Regions from separate parts of the Homo sapiens genome. Here region 1 is linked to region 2. Evidence: chromatin loops called from intact Hi-C (ENCODE). Cell type or tissue: mammary epithelial cell. All regions are shown on one strand.

Region 1 (2,500 bases), 390 kb after region 2:
TGAATTTCTAGCTCTTCATGGTACTGGAAACTGATTTCAGTCTTTGCGAAGAACGAAGAAGTGAATTGGCTGTATGTTTGCCATCAGCACTGGGTTTTTGTTTTTTGTTTGTTTTTCTGTTTAATTTCAGAGATAAAATGCAGTTAGTTTTCGGGGGAGGAAGCCTTATCTTAAGACATGAGGATTAAATATATTTGGAATAGCAGAAGGTTAAATAATTTCTTATGTATAGTTAAACTAAAGCAGTACTTCAGTGGGACTTATAAGTATTGTGTCATCACTGAAAGGTTTTTTTTTTTTTTTTTTAATCACTGAATTGTATTTGGTAATTCCAGGTTGCCTGCAGATAGGGCCGTGATACTGTGTTCTGAGCCAAGAAGGGAGGGTGTGTGTGTGTGTGTGTGTGTGTGTGTGTGTGTGTATCTTTCTCCTCCTTTCTTTTGGGGAATCTTGTAATATTAAATAGTCTATTTCATCAATTAATTAGGGTGCTGGATGGTAGAGAATTTTGTCAGTCAACTAGGTACACACGGTAAATACTGTTTCTTAGGCAAACGAACTTTTTTATACAGTTGTAAAATTCCATTATATTCCAATGCCAAAGAAACATTAAAAACTTTGTAAAGTTGTATAAAAAGCAACTAATTTTTTACAAAATAGATATCCTAAAGTTAGCCAAAAAAAAGAGAAAAGGGCAAAGTGATCATTTTTGGCGTAGGGTAACCCTTAGTTTCTTCCCTGGTAGTAATTTCCCACCAGGCAGATCGTCTAACCCCAAATCACCTAAAAGTGCAGGCCCAGGACGTGCTTATCTGCCCAGTGAGTCACCTGGAGGGGTGGTGATGGGGGCTGTTGATGACACGCTCCTTTCCTTTCCCAGCCCGTGTGTTCTACCTCTGAAAAGACATAGCATTTTCATTTGCAGAGCCCATTATAGAAAAATAAGAACAAAAATATTAGAAGGAAAAGACATAGCATCATTTAGTGTTCATTCATATGAATATGTATATTGTCTACAGCTATCTATATCTCTGTTTTATATCTATGTCTGTTACACCATCAGAGAGCACCTAAAGTGCAGAGTCTCATCCACAAACTGTTTCTTGCATCTACTGTAAGAGGCCATTCCGATGCTCTGTCAGCCCCAGCAGCACCCAACCACTACATGGCACGCATCCTATCTCAGATCATCCCCAGGATATCACGTGGCCCTGTTCTCATTGCCCCACTGATTTCATGGGCGTGCAGGTCCCTCGATCTGAGATTAAGTCATGAGATGCTCCATTTAAACAGGCGGGAGCCTCTGATTCCTGGCGGAGAGCCACAGTGAGCCCAGCAGAACCCATCTGAGCGCCAGCATCCAGCCCGGTCAGGAGGATTTGCTGCCCCCTCCTGGTGGAATGCGCGCCATGTCGTCAAGCGGCCACCAGATGACTCGCTCGCTGGTCCACTCAAAGGCATCACATCCAGAGCGCTCTGCTGGTCACAGGTGAGACTCTCAGCGACAGTGGTGGCTGCTTGGTCCTTGGTAAGAGGGAGTCGCTGGTGTTGGTTCCATGCATGTCCTTTTTTCTTTGATTCTTTTATTTTATTTTATTTAGAGACGGAGTCTCACTCTGTCGCCCAGGCTGGAGTGCAGTGGCGCGATCTCGGCTCACTGCAACCTCTGTCCCCTGATTCTCCTGCCTCAGCCTCCCGAGTAGCTGGGATTACAGGCACCTTCCACCACACCTGGCTAGTTTTTGTATTTGCAGTAGGGACGGGGTTTCGCCATATTGGCCAGGCTGGTCTTGAACTCCTGACGTCAGATAATCTGCCCAACTCGGCCTCCCAAAGTGCTGGGAATACAGGCGTGAGTCACTGCGCCTGGCAGCATGTCCTTTTTTTCTTGCTCCATGGCCACGACACTCACGGGCCCCTCCAGCACGCACTGGGGCTGCTGACACAGAGCTGGCTGAAGCTCACGGCATTAACCCAGTCATCAGCGGATCCTTAGATCTCCTAACCCCAGCTGTGGGCGCTCCTGCTAGCTTCTCAGGAGAAGCTCCTGGTCGAGAGCAGACGTTTCTCCTGTCCTCCTCCAGCCTCAGTCTCCGGCAGTTTCTGTGTGCCTGGGCCTTGAGGGTGGGTTTGTCTCCGTGTTTCTGTCCCCGCTCCTCATGGCAGCTGCATTGTATTGAGTAGGTTTGTTTGATGGGGACGGGTTTTCTGTCCCTATTCCAAATTTGCATATCTCTAATGGTATTTGTCTAGGATCACAGTCCAGGATTGTTCTCTGCACTCCTCCTAGGGTAGAGGGATTTTATGATCCACCTTCTTCCGGCCACAATGAGTCATTACCTGGGATCTGAGGTGGGCAGAATTATCTGAGCCTCTTCCAATGGCTTATGTCTTTTCCTCCATGTGAGAGAAACACCTGGGTGGGAAATGAGATTTCAGGCCATGCACAGTGGAAGCTCTTTCTGTCTGATCACTAATGTGGGGTCTCCATCTTGCTCCA
Region 2 (2,500 bases):
TCACTCTGTCACCCAGGCTGGAGTACAGTGGTGCAATCATGACTCACTGAAACCTCAAAACTCCTGGGCTCCAGCCATCCTCCTGCCTCAGTCTCCTGAGTAGCTGGGGTTTCAGGCACGTACCAGCACATCTGGCTAATTTCTTTTTTTAATTTTTAGTAGAGATGAGGTTTCACTATGTTGCCCAGGCTGGTCTCAAACTCCCGGGCTCAAGCAATCCTCCCTCCTTGGCCTCCCAAAGTGCTGAGATTACAGGCGTGAGCAACTGTGCTTGGTCCAAATTGGTATTACGTTTTCAATTCAGGCTTCAGATAGAAGGTACCCTAGTTTTATTGCCAAGAAGAGATATAATTTCTATAAAACAACTCTCCTATCTAGCTAGTTTTAGGAACACTCCTACTGGTCAAAGTATATAAAACTAAGGGGACCAGAGTTAGCTGTAACGACCTTGGGCTCCACATATGCCTGTACTTAAGAAAATTAATGAACATTCTTGGAAGGTGGAATGCATCTTTTACACCTGAGCAAATTGAGGCTTGGGTTACACAGCTCTGCCTGGCGCATGTGATTTATTTTCTCTCTCTTTTTGTTTTTAAGACCTAGTCTTGCTCTGTTGCCCAGACTGGAGTGCAGTGGCATGATCTCAGCTCACTGCAACCTCTGCCTCCCGGGTTCAAGCAATTCTCCTGCTTCAGCCTCCCGAGTAGCTGGGATTACAGGCGCCCGCCACCATGCCTGGCTAATTTTTTTGTATTTTTAGTAGAGACGGGGTTTCACCATGTTGGCCAGGTTGGTCTTGAACTCCCAACCTCAGCTGATCCGCCCTCCTCGGCCTCCCAAAGTGCTGGGATTACAGGCGTGAGCCACCGCACCCGGCCTGGGCAAGTGATTTCTTTCTGCCTAATTGTCTAGTCATTAACCGGTAACTGAAAATCACAAACAATTTCAATCTTAGGACTGATTGCCCAGCAGTCAATTCATGCAAGATACTTTTTTTTTTAAATTGAGGCTTCCGTGGATGGTGAAAATCAAAATTGGAATGATTTTCATATGGAACAATGAAAAGCGCCCCTTTCTGAGTTTTCTAGACTGACCTCTGACCTCTGTTTCGGAGGGCCCGGCTAGGGCTGGCCTGGGACTGCAGAGGATTTTGTTTTATTTCCTGTGGACTAAATTATGATAGGATTTTAGGCACCAGTAGAGGGCGCTGAGACACAGGTGGGCGAGCAGAAGACAGGCTGTTCGAGGGGAAGTAAACCTAATCGCGTTCCCTTTAAACTTTGTAATGACTCACCACGGAGTCAACTGAGGAAGTAAAACTTAATAGGAATAGTCTCAGTGAACAATGCCATAAATTGACACGCAGCCAAGTGCCAAGTTCTGATAACAAATCAGTAAGAAATGCAAGTTAAAGGAATGCCATTGTTCCCTTAGGGGGAAAAAAACCTCTTCTTTGTTAAAGCCAGTGATGACCAGCAGAGGGTAAAGCCAGTTCAGAAGGTCAACCGGCAGTTTTAGAAATTAATATGGTCTCACGCATGAATATTCTTACAGTAATTCTACTTGGGTGATTCAACTCTGACAAAAATAGCAGAGATGTTTTCTATTATTTATTTAATTTACTTACCTTTTTGAGACAAAGTCTCGCTCTGTCGCCCAGGCTGGAGTGTAGTGGCGAAATCTGGGCTCACCGCAACGTCTGCCTCCCGGGTTCCAGCGATTCTCCTGCCTCAGCCTCCCGAGTAGCTGGGATTATAGGCACCTGCCACCGCGCCCAGCTGATTTTTGTATTTTTAGTAGAGACGCGGTTTCACCATGTTGGCCAGGCTGGTCTCGAACCGCTGACCTCAGGTGATCCACCTGCCTCTGCCTCCTAAAGTGCTGGGATTACAGGCAAAAGCCACCGTGTCCAGCCACAAACTGTCTTATCAATGGCAACTGTCTCCTGATCTGTTGGCCTCACAATAACTGAATAATAAAGCTTACGTTTTGCCAGGCGCAGTGGCTCACGCCTGTAATCCCAGCACTCTGGGAGGCCGAGGCAGGAGTATCACCTGACGTCAGGAGTTCGAGACCAGTCTGGCCAACATAGTGAAACCCCGGCTCTACTAAAAATACAAAAATTCGCCGGGTGTGGTGGCAGGCGCCTGTAATCCCAGCTATACAGGAGGCCAAGGCAGGAGAATCGCTTGAACCCGGGAGGTAGAGGTTGCAGTGAGCAAAGATTGCGCCACTGTACTCCAGCCTGGGTGACAGAGCTAGACCCTGTCTCAAAAAACAAACAAACATACAACCCCACCCCCCAAAAGACCCTACATCTTAAAACAAGAGGCAAAATTGCCCTCCGTTGAGAACCACTGTTCTAGACTTAATCTGTTAGAGTCATTTATTTATTTTATGCACAGAATAACTTTGCAAAGAGGAATGACTTTTTATTTGTTCCAGATTCTAAAATAATCTATGCAGTCTTCCGTGCAGGTTGAGATACTTAAAACTCTAT

Evidence for each region. Hi-C counts contacts between places; a loop is a spot of excess contacts. Peaks named below come from ENCODE experiments on the same cell type or tissue, not always from the same donor. Only the 100,000 strongest peaks of a DNase experiment are listed, where the experiment ranks them.
Region 1: it touches region 2 in a loop (4-fold over the local background); 3 of 110 quality-filtered maps call a loop at or near these places.

Annotation. Positions count from the first base shown.
Region 1 is chr19:54,230,448-54,232,947 of GRCh38, forward strand. It overlaps LOC124904768 (a long non-coding RNA gene), which reads left to right. Exons shown (of 3, transcript XR_007067339.1): 2 at 1,294-1,489. It overlaps LOC107985279 (a long non-coding RNA gene), which reads right to left. Exons shown (of 3, transcript XR_001754004.2): 2 at 784-896. It also overlaps the pseudogene LOC100421130. Among named protein-coding and RNA genes, the nearest start is that of LILRB3, 8.7 kb to the left of the region's middle. RefSeq lists an enhancer at 1,639-2,392. In mammary epithelial cell, a CTCF peak has its summit at 1,392 (motif pointing left); a DNase peak (open chromatin) is centred at 1,384.
Region 2 is chr19:53,841,067-53,843,566 of GRCh38, forward strand. No RefSeq gene overlaps it. Among named protein-coding and RNA genes, the nearest start is that of NLRP12, 18 kb to the left of the region's middle. RefSeq lists an enhancer at 1-28. In mammary epithelial cell, a CTCF peak has its summit at 1,215 (motif pointing right); DNase peaks (open chromatin) are centred at 75 and 1,375.